Regions from separate parts of the Homo sapiens genome. Here region 2 is linked to region 1. Evidence: chromatin loops called from intact Hi-C (ENCODE). Cell type or tissue: ascending aorta. All regions are shown on one strand. Links, peaks and the distances in the headings refer to the core of each region. The heading gives the core; the rest is flanking DNA.

Region 1 (8,000 bases), core at 1-8,000:
GCAGAGGTTCTTCAGGGAGTTATGAGCCCAGTCCCCTGGGTGTATGTGACAAACCACAGAGGCCCAATGTTCAGAAAACAAAATGTCCTGGTGAGGCGACACTGGCTAACTCTATGTCTGCCTGAAAACTCACTTTGGAGAACTGTGACAGCTGACCCTTGAGGAACCTTGAGGGCATCTGGTCCAATCCCTTCATTTTGGGGTTGAGGAAACAGACTCTGATGCATTAAGATCCTTGTTCAAGGTCACTCAGCAAATTACTGCAGTGTGAGAAGGAGTCCTCACAATTGCCTCTTTCCTTGCAACCAAGCTGGTATTGCCAGCCTTCTTCCAATGACGTGTGTAAAACACATGTGCGTCTACTTGCCTGCTTTGGTAGGTTAAGAACAGCAAGACAATTTTTTCTTTGTTGTATTGAATCTTAAGTTGTCTGAAGGTCTTTAAGATGACAAGTGTTTTTAATTTTTTTTTAAAAAAAGGGACTGAGCAGTTGTTGACTCTGGTTGAAAGACATATAATTTGATTATATTACGATTAGTAGTAGTATAAAAAATTAGCCTATAATTGTAATTTTCTGAAGCTTGGAATCAAAGAGTTACAAACAGAACTCAGGATGTACACTGAATATACTACACCCTGGCATTTTCAAAGATTTTTAAAACTGTTGTTGTTTATTTAAACTCCATTTCCAACATTAGCCTGTTCTTTTCATTTGGTGCCACAAAGACATCTAGTGAGGTCAAGTATGTGGTTGGCCAGGTTCTAGATAATTGAGGTCTCACTGCAAGTTCTACCACAGTGACCATGTGCTCTGCCTGTAGCTGAGTTTCCTGAGTGTTCCCAACAAGTTCTGTAAGTGTGCTAAGCATGTTTTTGAATGTTCCAGTTTAGATTGGACATGAAGAGCTGAAAACAGGATTTCATAACCCTTGATACCAGTCACTAAAACATTTCCACCAAGAACAACTCAATTTTCATCTGAACTTATAAATGGACAATATCTAGTGCTTTGGGCATGAATGCTGCCAGTCTAGGGGGAAACCAAATAAAATGCCAGGCTGCAGCCCCCTATGCCATCCTCCAGACCAGCAGCTGGCCTCTTCTTCACTTCTTCCCATTATATTTAGTCCTCTCTTTCCCTCTGCTAGTTCTCCAGAGCAGCCGGCTCAGGTCCATGACAAGTGCCCCAGGCAGATGGGGCAACCTGGGCAGGAGCCACAGAGGTTGCAGAAGGCTCCTGGGCAGATCCTTGGAGGGGGAAGCCAAGAAACACCTTGCCTTATCCTTGGGAGGGCTGGACTCCACTGGAAACACACAAAGATCGCCTAGACCTTGGGCTATCCCACCTCCCAAGGGCCATGGGTGGGCACAGAATTTGTACTTTCTGGAAAAGAAGAAGGTTGGTTACTGGAGAAAGTTCAGCCTGATGATAATTATCTGTAAAGCACGCAGACACCAAGAACTTTTCAACATCAGGCTATGGATTTGGCGAGGCCCAGAGTTTCTCAACGTTGGCACTACTGATGTTTTGGGCTAATCTTTGTTGGGGCTAGGGGGCTGTCCTGTGTAGAGACAGATATAGAATGCTTAACAGCATGTCTGGCTCCCTCACACTGGATGCCGGTAGCTGTGACCCACCTGCAGCTGTGACAACTGAAAAAAAATACCTCTAAACATTGCCAAATGTCCCCTGGGGGGCAAATCTGCTCTCTTCCCTCCCCTTGAGATCCCCCTGGGCTAAGGAAATGCTCTGAGATGAGCAAGATGCGGGAAAACAGAAGGAATCCCCCCCGCCCGCCCCCCAAGACGGAGTTTTGCTCTTGTTGCCCAGGCTGGAGTACAGCGGAGTGATCTTGGCTCACTGCAACCTCCAGTTCAGGTGATTCTCCTGCCTCAGCCTTCTGCGTAGCTGGGATTACAGGCATGCACCACCACGCCTGGCTAATTTTTGCATGTTTAGTAGAGACGGGGTTTCACAATATTGGCCAGGCTGGTCTCAAACGCCTGACCTCAGGTGATCCACCTGCCCCAGCCTCCCAAAGTGCTTGGATTACAGGCGTGAGCCACTGCACCTGGCCAAACAGAAGCAATTTACACCTCAGAGCAAGCGTTTACCCAGCACTTCTCACTCAGTAACTCACTGGATAAAGGGATCCTGCAGGCTGAGTATCTCATCACTCCCATTTTACAGATGAAAAATTTTTGATGCTGAGTGACTTGCCCAAAGTCACCCAGCAAGGAACAGTGCCTGGGCTTGAACCTAGATGTTACACTCCAAACTCAGTTCTCTATGACTACAAAGCACACTGGGTTTAAATCAGCAGAGATTCTCTTTTGGCTGTGGTGAGAGCCCCTCCCTTCCCCCATGCAAAGAAGACGGTTAAATATTGAAGGAGGAGGAGGAGGAGAGTGTTTAGGGCTTTTCTATTTAATAGCTTTGGTCTTCACAAACTTTTTTCTCCAAGCACCAAGTTGATGGGGATTGCTTTTTCTTGAGTGTCAGCAGGATCATAGAACTTTCAAGTCACAAATAAAAGATGCTACAAAGATCTGGGTTGGTCTGTGACTACTGGAAGAAAGGGAAAAGTTGCCAGGCTTCACAGAATCTTCTGGGTGGCCATTTCACTCTGCTGAAAATTAGGCCTGACAATGGTTTATGTTTTTTTAAGAGATCACTCATGGACCCATTCAGCATACTCACAGCCCTTGGCAACGTTCTGATGGGCTTAAGGCAACAGTGGACTTCACCTCAGCTTTCATTAAAATCCCTCACCCCCAAAAGCTGACCTCCAACAATACAGGAAGCTTGAAATGGAGTAAGTCACAAAGCCAGGTGTGTTTAGACCCATCTTCTCATTCTGGGTGATCTGGGCCTCTCGCTCGGCAGCAGGCCTGTTCATGTAGCCAACACTTAGAGTCTTCTCTGTTTCCAAACTACTTTGGGGAATCAAATTAATTTGCATTGTCAGTTTGAGGGAGAAGAAAATAACCCATAGGACAGAAAGGATTCCTTCATTCTACGACAACATGATGTTCCATTTGGTGGAAACAAAAATGAGTATTTAGGTAAAAACATTTATCAGCCCCAAAACTCTAACTTTGTAAAAACAGAATAGAAGATACTAGAGGCTGAAAAGTGTAAAGGGAACAGAGGGATGGGGAGAAATTTGTTAAAGGTCTCAAAATTACAGCTAAAGAGGAAAAATCAGTTCTAGTGTCCTAAACCACTGTAAGATGATTATACTTAACAATAATATATTATATAGCTTCAAATATCTAGCAATCATATATTACAATATTATTATTACATAGTTTACAATTATTATGTAATATATGATTGTTACTATGTATAATCATATATTACATAGTTTCAAATAGGAGAATATTGAATGCTTATATAGTAACATACATAGTAACATTCATATATTACATAGTTTCAAATAGAAGGAGGATATTGAATGCTTCCAACCCAAAGAAATGATAAATGCTTGACAGGATGGAGATGCTAATTAACCTGATGTGATCACCATAATGACATTAATATGTATCAAAACATCACTATGTATCCCATGAATATGGACAATTATTTGTCAATTTAAAAAAATCAAATATTTTTCAAAAACTCTAACTTTAGAGGGAAAGGAAAAAGGGAAAATAGCCTGGGTGCAATGGCTCATGCTTGTAATCCCAGCACTTTGCGAGGCTGAGGTGGGTGGATTACAAGGTCAGGAGTTCGAGACCAGCCTGGCCAACATAGTGAAACCCTGTCTCTACTAAAAATACAAAAATTAGCCGGGCATGGTGGCGCAAGCCTGTAGTCCCAGCTACTCAGGAGGCTGAGGCAGGAGAATCGCTTGAACCCAGGAGGTGGAGGTTGCAGTGAGCCGAGATTGTGCCACTGCACTCCAGCCTGGGCAACAGAGAGAGACTCCGTCTCAAAATAAATAAATAAATAAATAAATAAAAGGGAAAATGGGGAGAAAGAGCTATTGGAGACTGTGAGATAATGGTCTCATCTTAGACCCTCTTCTCCAAAGAAAAGAAAACAGGCTTAGAGGTGGCAAGGTAGAACTGAAACACAAATCTGGGCCTTCCACTAATATATGAATGTCTTAAGACTGAGATATAAGGCCTGGCGTGGTGGCTCACGTCTGTAATCCCAGCACTCTGGGTAGCCAAGGTGGGCAGATCACCTGAGGTCAGGAGTTCCAAGACCAACCTGGCCAACATGGTGAAACCCCGTCTCTACTAAAAATACAAAAAAATTAGCCAGGCATGGTGGTGGGCACCTGTAATCCCAGCTACTGGGGAGGCTGAGGCAAGAGAATCACTTGAACCTGGGAGGTGGAGGTTGCAGTGAGCCGAGATTGTGCCACTGCACTCTAGCCTGGGCGACAGAGAGAGACTCCATCTCAAAAAAAAAAAAAAAAAAAAAAAAAAGACTGAGAAATAGCTTTGCTCTCTTAATAAAAAAAAAAAAAAAAAAAAAGCAGGACATGGAAAAGTCCCCTCCCCTGACAACTGCAATTTCTCAAGTCTTATCTGCCGGCAAACCTCACTATTAGTTCAACTTCACAAAACAAACAATTCTTATTACAGGACTCTTAGTCATTCTGTTTTTCACTTTCTTCCACAGAGCAGAAGCCATTAGGTCTGGGTATCCTCTCTCTGCCCTCTTTTCCCAGACCTGGTTCCCAGCCTCCCGCCTCCTGCAGTCAGGTCTGCCCGAATCGGAGCACCATGAATCACTTCCTGTGGGCAGACTGCACGCTTGGGGGTGGGATTTACTTTCTTTCTTTCTTTCTTTTTTTTCCTGGAAAAGATTCTCACAGACTTTTGGGGTAAAACAAGTGGAACCAGGCGATGATAACTGGCGGCCTTGTTCTATCAAAACAAATCTTAAAGTTTCCAAAGACTTAGAGAAAATGTCAGGCGGGCATTCCTGACTGGGGGCGGGGGTTGGGGAGAGGTGAAGAGGGCAAATGAGGAGGTTTTGTGTTAATTGCACAGTTTTGACTTCCTTAATTATGAGTCACCGGCTAGAGAGATAAAACAATGTCACAAGTGCTGCATAACATGCAACGGGTCAACCGGGCGACTCAGTGACATTCACGCGGAGAGGCAGTGCCTCAGGACAAGCGCTCACTCCAGTGATTTTACAACAATTCCTAGCAAATGTCACACAGTATGGTTGGGACATTTACAACCATCTCAGTCTTATGACATTTACAACTCAGTCTCTTCTTTTTAAAAGAAGCCCCAAAGCCTTCAGGATTTGCAAACCTTTCAGTTAGCCACTGTTGGGTATGAATGGGGAGCTGGAAGTAAAGGAAGGGTGGGAAATGACCATGTTTCTTGAAAAAGTTAGTTTAAGGACCATGGAGGTAAAGAGGTACCTTTACATGCAAAAAATGCAGCATTTGCATGACAGCAATTGCTAACGTTCCATACACATTCTCTTGCTTTCTGAACCAAAGCTTTACAAGCTTATATAAGCAGTTTCCATCCCAAATGGTAACAAAGAATGGGTGCCCTGTATATTCTGGCATCTGTACCCTGAGGACAGTTAAGTGGCCAATTAGCATTCCTTTCTGTCTAAGGGTACAGACCTCCTATTGTACCTAAAAAAAAAAAGGTTCTGGTTCATTGGGGCAATTCACCTAAGACAGCAAAGAACCCCTATGGGCAGGAAAACAGGAATTCCACACAAGCAAGAAAGGAGGACTTCAGAGAAGCCAGGCCCACACTTAACAATGTCAGGGTGGCAACAGCCCTCCTCGATTAAGCCGGCCTCATCAACTAAGTGGCCCTTGTCTGAAAGCTGCATCCCTAAAACAGCTACAATCAGGAACAAGCAAAGGGTTCCAGGTGAGGCGTCCTCCCGCTGGGTCCTAGATACTTACAACTCTCCCCGGTATCAGCCCACCCAGTCCCAGCTGAGATTCAGAGCACCTGCCCACCCACCACCTCACCCCCACTTCCTAGACAGGCCTAATTTACAGGCATAGAAACTCAAAATGCTGAACAGGCCCAAGTAGTGGAGGTAAAATGTTGCAGCCACAGTATCTGAATGTGAGGCTCCTGCACTCTTGGCCACCAGCATAGTGCGCTGAGGTGCAGGTGGGGACAGAGCCCTTGGAGGTCCAATTATCTTCCAGCTCAAACAGTAACCCACTCTGTGGCTCTCTGCTAAGAATGACCTCTCTCCATCCTCCCCTCCTCGAACTCTTACAGTCCACCATCCCCACTGTCCCACACTCTTCAAATTCATCATCATTTAGCACCAAAGGCCTGGTATGATGAAGTGACTTCTGTGTGTTTCTGACTTCCCTTCCCAACTGTGCCAGGAGCTCCTTGAGGGAAAGGAAACCTAGCTTAACTTTGCCTGCATCCTGGATGGAGCGAGGGGCTTGCAGGTCACATTTGCTCAGAAAATAGTAATGGTAATGGAATTATTAGCTGATAGCGTGCATCAGCAACTGGTAAGCTTCATAGTACCTTTCAGAAGACGTAGGAAATAAGCAAAGATCTCAGGCTGCCCACCAGCCTTGTGAACCCGATCAAGAAGTCAAGCCTCATAGCAAAGGGATCCACAGACGCACATTACTGCCATGGGCCCAATACCAGAAATGTTCTTTAAGCAATCAGCTGGTCTTGAGAGGTGCAATTAAAAACAGCAGGGGAATGACAGCCACAGGTGCCAGTTAGGCGAAAGCAACCAGCGGGGAAGTGCAGGAAGCTAAAATGTTTTTGAATGAGGAAGCTCTGCCCACTTGCCATACCAGGGAGAGAGAGTCATCTGTGGCTAAGGTTGTAGGCAGACATTAAATACAGCGATTTGCAATAAACTTGCTCAACAAATATTTGTTAACTGGAGATTTTTATCAAGTGTTGGATTTAATAGAGGAGAAAGCACACAGATATATGGCCCACACTGGGGATGGACTGGAGCCCTGGCTGCTCATTAGATGACAGGGGTGTGTGTGGCCCTCCCTCTGGCTGTGCTACCGACTCATGGAGGAGTCTTTAGGTATGGATTATCTCATTTAAAAAATGATGGGTTCAACGGATCTCTAGTGTCTTCTCACCTTCTAGTACCTTCTAGCATTCCAAATACCTGTGAAATACACTAATTTGCAGGGGGAAGTGGCTTAAAGGTGTTCTGTGTCTACACTTCTCATTCCTTCAATGCTTTTAGGCACCTAGGGCCTTGGAGAAAACCTGAATCATAATATAGCAGCAGAGCAAATAAGTAATCAAAAATGTGGACTACCAACAAAAATTCCTCTTCCCTACTGTACATGGAGCAACAAACAGAAAGGATGAGAGAGAAAACTTCAGAACTTTGACTCTTTCTGCAGGTTAGAAGCAAACACAAAAGCCAAGTAAGCCCCAAACCCGACGCCAACATCAACTAAACAGTGGCAGTCGTAGCTGTCATGTGGGATATAAAGGAATTAAATTGATTTCAAACAACTTCCTGAGAGAGGAGGTTGCTTTAAACCAGAAAGGTGAGGGAGGCTGCAGAATTACTGACCTCAAAAATCAGAGGTCATGGAATGAATGAGACAGGTAGACAGGTTCCAGACATGCTCACATCTGTGGCTGGTAGAACTGGACCTGGACACGACACTGGGGCGGGGGCAGTGGAAGGGTGGTGTGCAAATGTCCTTTTGCAGAATATTCCAGCCTCAGAACCACAGGACTTTGGAGCTGGTGGGGGGCATTTCACCACCACCTTCTTTTCCCCCTGAACACGTGAGGAAACTGGGGCCCAGGAAAGGATGGCATTTACCCAGGGATCCTTCTGAGTGAGCTCCTATGTTGTTTTTTTTCTACTCCAGGAATCATGACCCCAAAACTATGGCCCCAAATAGAAAACTCAGCTGTCGGTGTAACTGAACAAAGAAGCTAACACCACAATAAAGGGCAGGAGCTTCCATCAAGAGCAGAAAGAACAGAGTGGTTTCTGTGGAGGAGCGGCTGTGCCTGGCATTTCC
Region 2 (9,470 bases), core at 1-8,000, 75 kb after region 1:
ACAATGGCCATCCTTTCTTGAGGGGCTATGGGGTAGAGCTCAGAGAACTAGGAACCAGAGACCAGAGTTAAGATTCCTGTTCTGCCACTGACCCCTCAATGCTTCAGCCTCCTCCTCTGTAAACATAAATACATAAGTACCCAGAGTACTGTAGGTAAGTAAATAAGATCAAGGAGATCACCCCCTCTGGCATACACTCAGCATGCAGTTGACACTCAGTCCATGCAACACGTACCAGGATCACCCCATGTGAGTGGGCTTAGGTGATTTGCTAACAGTCAACACTGCTGACTCGACCATCTTCTGAGTCAAATGCTTGGACATGGCCAAGAGTAACAGCTCACCTAAGCTTCTAGTACAAGGCACCAGAGCCTATGTGCCCCGAGCTCATATTCCAATATAATTTTGTGCAATATTTATGATTGTCTCTAAGGTCTCTGTGGAAATCTGGGTGTGAACTTAGAAGCCTTAACTCCCATCTCTGTCAGAAAGGGTTTTTAGCAGTATTAGTGAGTTCTACACCATAAAGAAATAATATGCGGGGGGCGAGGTGCGGTGGCTTACACCTGCAATCCCAGCAATTTGGGAGGCTGACGCGGGCAGATCACCTGAGGTCGGGAGTTCGAGACCAGCCTGACCAACATAGAAAAACCCCGTCTTTACTAAAAATACAAAATTAGCCAGGCATGGTGGTGCATGCCTGTAATCCCAGCTACTCGGGAGGCTGAGGCAGGAGAATAGCCTGAATCCGGGAAGCAGAGGTTGCCGTGAGCCAAGATCACGCCTTTGCACTCCAGCCTGGGCAACAAGAGCGAAACTCCGTCTCAAAAAAAAAAAATAATAATATGTGACATTGCAAAACATTTCACAGCTTGCAAGAAGCTTTTAATCTAAAATAAATCTAATCTGATTTAAGTAAATAACTTCAATAACATCCCTCCTTGAGGGAGGTCATTGTTTTTCCCATTTTACTGATGAGGAAAAGGAAGCTCAAATAAGTTAAACAACATGTCCACAGTCACCACCGCAGTAAGTTGGGGAGCAGGGATTTGAACCCAGGGCACTCCGCAGCAATAGGCTGCCCCTGGTCTTGCCTTCAGTTAAGAGGTTTCTAGCAATGTTTTCAAAAACAGCCCATGAAGTAGAATCAGTCCTTGGACATGAAACTCAATCTTTTAAAAACCCAGCAACTTAAACCACCACCACCACCACCAAGCTGACCCTCTAAAGGCGAGGTAAATAATAACCAATCTCTCAATGATAAAAGGAATGAAGAATACTGATTTAAACATGCTGTTTTAGTCTCTCATTAAGGAATATAATCTGTTTTCAATAAACATACATCCTGCTATGGGTCTGCAGTACTGAATTTAGGTAGTTTCCACTGATTGCAGTGTGGTCTGGAATTGGAAAGCCTGGCCTTGATTGATGATCATCAACAAAGAAATTGAAAACACTGACCAGAGACGGTCCATATGAAGGCACTGTGTCAGGCACAGGGAAGACCCAGCAGAGGCCGAGATCTAATTTGGGGGCCTGTGCTTGGGTAGACCAGGCATCTGCATGGAGGCCAGCAACACCCCACTTAGTTTCCCAAGGTATCCATATCAAAAGCCTGACATGACTCACTGGCTAATTACCTGAACGCCTGGGGTCCCTGAGCCCTCCTGGCTGAACAACATGTCTTCTCTCCTGACAGTGAACAAAACACTATCTTCAACCTGCTCCAGACATAGCCTAAAGCTGTCCACATGGTACTGTAAGGGATTATGACTCTGACCTGGATAACTCGGGCAGAAAACCTGCTGTTAACAGCCACTGGGTAAGAGGAGGAAATGAAACAAGAAACGATAGAGTGGTGGCTTTCACCGTGCCACTCCCCTGCTTTAAAATCTCCTGGACACTTACAGAGCAAGGTCCAAACACAAAGTACGAAGTTTGGCAAGCCAAAGCCCTTGACAACATCCTTCTCCAACTCCTCTCTGGCCACTCCCTCATCCACACTCTGGCCACCCTAAACTGTCTTGCCTTCCCTAGATGTCAGGCCCTTCCGCAGTCTGGTCTGTGCTCTGTGCTGCCTCCCACTCCACTCCTACACTCCTATCCATCCTTCAAGGCCCCAATTGAGTATTGCCTCCTCTGTGAAGCCTTCTGATACCTCCAGAAATAGACCTGTTCTTCCTCTAGGCTCCCAAATATTTTGTTTGACCTTCACTATAGTGTCTCTTCCACAGGCCCACCATAACTGTGGTTACTGGTGTCCCTTTTTTGCCTCTGAGCAGTTCAGAGACACAACTTCATCTCTATATCTCTGGTACTTAATAAAGATTTCCAGCAAACAAAGGCACATTCAGTGGTCCAGCTCTCTGCTCCACTTTTTGAATGAGCAGCTATAATATGTAGCACCTTCTCCCTCATCTGCATTAAATTCACTCTGGCCTGGGTTGAGGGTGAGGGAAATCAATTCCTGTGAACATCTCCAAAATGCTACCCATATAATGGTGCCACCTGGACTGGGATTCAGTTGTGGCCACGCAACTGAGCGGATGCTACAAAAATAAATACATACATACATACATACGTACATACATACATACATACAGAAATGCCTGCCCTAAGAGCAAAAATACAGAGGAAGGCCTACACACCATATGTAGTATTTAAAGACAAATCAAGGTAACAAACGGTTACACAGAATGCGTTCTATCATCCTGCCTTGACCAATACTTTAATAAGTCCAGGTTTGAGTTTAGGATTCCCTGACCTCTTGGTTTCACAATGGAATGTGGAAGCTCAGAGAGACCCAGCCCAAGATCTCAGCCCACCCCTAGCACCACCCATAACTTTCAGAGGCCTTGTGCACACCCAAGTAGAGTCCCCAGGCCACAAGTCCAAGCTCTAGCCAATTCCTTCATGCCCCTGCACCCCTTGCCCAGCCATTGGTCCCACAGGTACACATGCTGTCCATGGCCAACACAGTCTGCCCTCAAGTAAAACAGACCTGGGGAAGAGGCCCACGCAGGACTTGGAAACAGGCTCAAGACACTGATGCAGGGAACTGGAAGGGTCAGGCCTCTGAGCATGATCTGGAAAAAGGAAGTGCTTGCTCTAGATGGGCCTGTCCCTTGGCCCTACAGTCTCCTTGCCCCAGTAAGAGGAGCACAGCCAGGTGGAGGGCCAAAGCATGACTCTTGAAGCGTGAGCTCCCTCTTGCACGTATCTGAGGGCAGTCAAGGGTATAGCCACCACGTCTGGGTCATTTCAGAGCCATGAGTTTCTGGACCTGACCATTCTCACTCAACAGCCCACCTAACCAGTAAGCTAGTACTTGAGGGGGAGCCGGAAGTGCATTCCAACTTGGGCCTCAAAAAAACACCAGCAACAATAAACATCATGCACTTCCATGCACTTACGGGCAGCTATCAGTGACAGGCGCGTGAGTCACTGCGTTTCTGCTTCAGGATCTTACCCATCCCCCGCCCCAGGAGACCTGATTCATCGAAGTTTGTTTTTAGTACTATTATTTTTAGTCGACCAAACAAATTTTTAAGAATAATGATAGAGAAGGTGATGGGGGAGGGCAGAACCGCCTAAGAATATGAATTGTTTCTCTTTCAATAGCCTGCCAAGCCTTACATCAACAAGTGGCATGTCTGTATGTTCTCTGTGTGTGTTGAAGTAGATCCTTTTCCTATATCAACTGAGACTCTCCAAAGGAGAATGCTCTGTGAGCAAGTGTGTCGGGATGGGAAGGGGATCACCTATTGGAGTCGACGGACATCATCTGCCAAATTTCCCCTTGGAAAGGAAAAATGAGCGTTTACTAAGCATCTACTATGTATTATGATCGATACTGGCAAAGTACTTGATACATCTTATCTCACTTGCGTTGATTTTTTTTTTTTTTGAGACAGAGTCTCACTCTGTTGCCCAGGCTGGAGTACAATGGTGCGATCTTGGCTCACGGCAAGCTCTGGCTCCCAGGTTCAAGCAATTCTCCTGTCTCAGCCTCCTGAGTAGCTGAAATTACAGGCGCCCGCTACCATGCCCGGCTAATTTTTATATTTTTAGTAGAGCCGAGGTTTCACCATATTGGTCAGGCTGGTCTCAAACTCTTGACCTCAGGTGATCCATCCACCTTGGCCTCCCAAAGTGCTGGGATTATAGGCATGAGCCACCGTGCCCGGCCACTTGGGTTGATTTCTATGAAGTAGGTAGTTTCATCCTCATTTTACAGATGCAGAAACTGGGGCTCAATAAGTTGAAGCAAAGTACCCAAGGTCACCACATAGCTAATAACTGTCAGACTCAAACCCAAACCCATCAGACTTGAGAGGCTTTGCTCTTTCTGCCCAACTGTGCTCTTCCTGTCCTCCCCCTCTCCTGCTCCCCAGGTAATATGTGAAGAACCTGTCTGGGTAGAGACAAACAGCCACACACAAAATGTAAAGGGTTGGCACAACAAGCAGTAATTCACTCTGCCTTCCCATGGGCTGGGAGAAATTAGACCCACCTTGAGTCTGACTTCAATAAGGGTAAGAAAAAGTTTACAACCAGGAAGATTTGAAGCAAAAGGAAAAACCCAATTTCCATCACCAGTGCCTGCTTTCAGCCACTTGTAACTACTCAAAAAGTCCTTTCTGGATTCATTACTCCACATTTGGGCTTAGCCCAGAGGTGATTTTTTAAGGAAAAAATGCCTTTTGGCATTTTTGAGCAGTGACAGCGTAAAAACAGACCTTTAAAAAACACACACCCAAAAAGCATTACTATTTTCAAATGTCCAGTTGAAAAGAAAAAAAAAATGGTGACACCTCAGAGTTACAACTTGGCTTGGCAGTTTGTGATGCAACACTTAGCAGCAAAAGGGACCAGATTCATAACTCTGTAGGTTTCAAAGGCAAAGCCATACACAGTGTTTCTTAATACTGGAGTCCTACCCCATCTCTACTAAAAATACAAAAATTAGCTGGGCATGGTGGCGGGCGCCTGTAGTCCCAGCTACATGGGAGGCTGAGGCAGGAGAACTGCTTGAACCTGGGAGGCGGAGGTTGCAGTGAGCTGAGATCACGCCACTGCACTCCAGCCTGGGCGACACAGCAAGACTCCGTCTCAAAAAACAAAAAAAGAGAGAGACAGAGATAAAGAAACAAACAAACAATACAATACAATACTGGAGTCCTAAACTACCGGCAAAGCACTCAAGAGAAAAACTTGCCAGATGTAAGCTGGGAGAGCCATGTGATACTGAAAAAGAACTATTTAGGAGGAAACTCACTTTTCATTTCCTAGTTGGGGTTTAAACTTGCAACATCCACGCTGCCTAACAAAAGGCTCATGCTTACGCAATCAAGTGCAGCCTTTCTTTATATAGATGCTTGGAAATAAATAAAGGAAGCTTCCTGGGTAAACTTTGACATATGAGCAAACATTTTCCACAGGTATCCTCTATAATGCCTACCTCTTACATTTAACCATTTTTAGGCATCTGTGGTCATTAGTTTAAGTAAACTTCCTGTTCTTAGAATAGTCAAAAATAGCAACAAAAGAAGAAAAACTGTTCACTGCATCTCAAGAGGCACAGCCTCCACATCTTCATCCTAGCATTATTTTCATATTCCTTTGTAGTTAAATTTCACTGATTTAGACTCACAGAGTAAGGAAGAGGCAAGGAAGAGGGAGGGAAATCACCAAAATTAAAGGCTGAATTACAATTTTATTATTTTTACTTATGTAAATTAATTGACACCAGGCTGATAGAGTCTTGGAACATCAATAATTAAGAAAGATCTGTCATTCACTGATCAACTAGATGCGTGCAACTGGGAGCTTTTAAAATGTTTGTATGTGGCCGGGCGCGGTGGCTCAGGCCTGGAATCCCAGCACTTTGGGAGGCCGAGGCGGGCAGATCACTTGAGGCCAGGAGTTGGAGACCAGCCTGGCCAACATGGCGAAACTGGTCTCTGATAAAAATACAAAATTAGCCGGGTGTGGTGGCACATGCCTGTAATCCCAGCTACTCAGAAGGCTGAGGCAGGACAATCACTTGAACCTGGGAAGCGGAGGTTGCAGTGAGGCAAGACCGCGCCATTGCACTTTAGCCTGGGCAACAAGAGCGAAACTCCATCTCAAAAAATAAAATAAAATAAAATAAAATGCTTGTATGAATACCAATTCCAAGTTAGAAAGGCCCTCCAATAGAGTTTATCTAGCCTATTTTCCAGTTGAGAACATTCGAGGCCCAAAGAAGGTGACTTGTCCCAGGTCACACAGCTAATCAGAAACAGAGCCACGTCTAGAACCTACCAAGGTCTGCTGACTCCTACCTCCAAAATAATCCCCAAACTCTTGTTTATTAATTTTTCTTTGACAGCATTTATGGGGCAAAAAGGCCTGCTAAACAAACTTTTGCCTAGTCCAGAATTAGCCAAACTTCTTAATTAATAGGCTTCTACTGTGTTTTCATTTTAAACTGAGTCTCTGCCAAAACATTCTACAGCAGTTGCCACTGTGGCAGGCTGCTGTTTATAGGAAGGGTCTTAGATAACCAACAGTGGATAGTATGCTATAGATTTGTTTATTTCTCAAACTGTTAAGTCGAAACAAAGGATTATGTTATACAGAGAGAAAGAGAAAGAGAGAGAGAGATCCTTGTCAAGTCAATAAACTGCAGAGCTTGGGGGATGTGGTTTGGCACCAAAAAAACAGTATTTACAAATTAGCTAAAGAGTGAACACATACAGCATTCTTACAACTCCAAAGAACCTGTGTTTCACAGCCAGTGGACTAGAAGCTACAGAAGGCACCAGGGACAGTATCTGCCTTATTCACTATTTTGTCCGCATTATCTGGCACAGAAATTAGCACCTGGTACGGCATTAAAGGAAGGCATAAAAATGAACTGGACAAGTTCTCTTGGAATTGTCTCGGTTCTAAAGCTTAGAACACAGTAAAATTAGAAACCAAACTTCTGTAGGGTGGGCTTAGGATGGCAACTTCCCACTGTTTCCAGGAACCATTGTGCTTGAAGATGGGAAGACTGAAGGCTCCATGGCTCAGGGACTTGTCAGAGGCCAACAGAAGGTCATACCCCTCCTTAGGGAGGAGTTAGTCCCATCCAACACTGCACCAGCCATTCACGTCTGCACATGGCTGGTGAACTTCCACCCCCTGCACATTCAGCAGGCTGCCATCATGAGCAGCCTTCTTGGGCAGTTCTCTTGCCAGCCAACCAACACTATGAGATGGGGATTTGGGGGAGGGAATGGAGTCTTTAAGTTTTGCTTTTGTTTTAATCAGTCAATATGGCAAAGGAGAAAAGGGCAAAAGTCAATTAGGACTATTGATGAGACTTGCTGATTAAGAAAACTGCATTCCAATCTTAGAGAACTTAATTGCAATTACAGGAAGCTGAAGGAGAGGTGAATAAAGGTGGGAGAATAAGGTTAACAGGAATGAAAGCTGATTCCAATTTGAAGCAAGCCCTGCTTGGTCTTATTTATTTCATTAAGGAGCTCACGCAGAATAATGGCTGTACTGTGCATCAAATGGCATTAAAATCTCCTAATAAATTAACAAGTAAAAATTAATGGTCGCTCAGTTCATTAAATCGTGTTAATTTTATTCCATTATAATAATACAGCAATCACATGTTTACATTATTAAACCAATATTTATTTTTTAACTCATTTAGTTGGATTCCTGATGTGATAAGCTTGAAACAAATTCTTTCAATTTCATCAACTTCTTGCATTTCTCATCAGAATTAAATGCGACTGTATTCATATTTTTCTGTTATTAAAATTGTCATTTAAAACTTCACCCTTGCAAAGACTTTTTAAAAAATATACCACTAAAAGCACCTATGTTCATTCAGAAACTCAGGCGTCTAGGATTTATTCTCAGCAAGTGTTAACTAGAGAAATGAGAAGCTAGGTCACACCGAAGCTTTGAATTTCAAAACAACCATCTGCAAGTTGTCCACTTTTCATTTATTTATTTATTTATTTTGAGACAGAGTCTCGCTCTGTCGCCCAGGCTGGAGTGCAGTGGCGCGATCTCGGCTCACTGCAAGCTCCGCCTCCTGGGTTCACGCCATTCTCTTGCCTCAGCCTCCCGAGTAGCTGGGACTACAGGCGCCTGCCACCAAGCTCGGCTAATTTTTTTGTATTTTTAGTAGAGACAGGGTTTCACCGTGTTAGCCAGAATGGTTGTGATCTCCTGACCTCGTGATCCGCCTGCCTCGGCCTCCCAAAGTGCTTGGGATTACAGGTGTGAGCCACCGTGCCCAGCCAAGTTGTCCACTTTTTATTAACACTCCCTGTCATATTCTGAGCTGATACATCTAAAGTCCCTGTTCCCACCAAGGAAACCTGAATTTCAGTTTGCAGTACTAACTTACTTTTTACTTCAAAGAGAAAATGCTTTACAGTGGAGTAAAATATAGCACCCAAGTCACTAGCTGTTCAGTGCCAGTTACAAGGTAACATATTTATAGCAGCACTCAGTTTAGTAAAAGAGGATAAAGACGTCCTCATTCTTATAGGGAACTATCCCCATGTACCAAAAAGTTCCCAACATCATACTGCAGTCCAAAAAGCTTCCTTTGGATAACCCTTGTCCCCTTCTTAGTTTTCCACCTCTCATGGGTTCTCCTCCTCTCTACACCTCCTCCCACAGAATTAACTGTGTTTCCACATTGCTGGGCACTTAGCACATTCCTCAGCTGCAGCTCATGCCTCATACCTTTGGGCAAGTCTGTCTCCCGCTCTAGACAGGGAGCTCTTTGAGTACAGGGACCCTGCTGTGGTCATTGTAGTATGTTCTCAACGAAGGACTGAATAATTCAATAATGAATGAATGATGCAGAATGAAGTATAAACGTAACATACCTGTCAAATTCTCTGGTTCACAAAACACTTCCACAGAACTTATCTCATCCTGACTTGACAGGTGCAGATATAAAAGCTGTGAAACTTAAATGGATTCCCAAATCCTTGCAGGTGGTAAAATGGCAGGTACAGGACCTGAATTTTGTGTTTTTTTCAGAAAAAAACAGATGCCTGTCATTATTTTATTTCCTAACATAGTGAATTCTACAATATTTAAAAGGCACATCAACGCCCGCCCCCATCAAAAATCATCCATACTAGATCTCATATTTCTACTGGTAGCTGGGAATGAGAAAGAGATAGCAGTTAGATACTCAAATAATGCCCTATTCATGTTTCCCTTACTGATGTGTAAGCTTCTCACAGGCTGGGAGCTTCTCAAACGTGTCTCTGCATCCTCCTCTGGTACCTAAAAAATTGACTCAGACATGGGAGGGTCCAATAAATATCAATAAATCAACAAAATCCAGCCCTGTAACAACAGAGGGGCTGTCTGCAAACATTCCACTCCCAGGTGCAAGCAGCATGTTCCAAGGTTCTAAATGTTCCCAGGGAACGTCAAGTGGCGCCTAGGTTCAG

The links. Peaks named below come from ENCODE experiments on the same cell type or tissue, not always from the same donor. Only the 100,000 strongest peaks of a DNase experiment are listed, where the experiment ranks them.
Region 2: a loop joins it to region 1, with 4 times the contacts of the local background. A loop is called at or near these places in 28 of 110 quality-filtered maps.

What each region holds. Positions count from the first base shown.
Region 1 is chr15:67,147,288-67,155,287 of GRCh38, reverse strand. The region is part of intron 1 of SMAD3 (SMAD family member 3); the gene reads right to left. Among named protein-coding and RNA genes, the nearest start is that of SMAD3-AS1, 4.3 kb to the right of the region's middle. RefSeq lists enhancers at 669-838, 1,841-2,010, 4,534-5,341, 6,149-6,956, 7,963-8,000 and 1 more. In ascending aorta, for the core only: no CTCF peak of the experiment used is centred there; DNase peaks (open chromatin) are centred at 4,717 and 5,087; H3K4me3 peaks cover 534 bases; H3K27ac peaks cover 5,558 bases.
Region 2 is chr15:67,070,352-67,079,821 of GRCh38, reverse strand. The region is part of intron 1 of SMAD3 (SMAD family member 3); the gene reads right to left. Among named protein-coding and RNA genes, the nearest start is that of SMAD3, 9.5 kb to the right of the region's middle. In ascending aorta, for the core only: no CTCF peak of the experiment used is centred there; DNase peaks (open chromatin) are centred at 3,076 and 3,451; H3K27ac peaks cover 4,494 bases.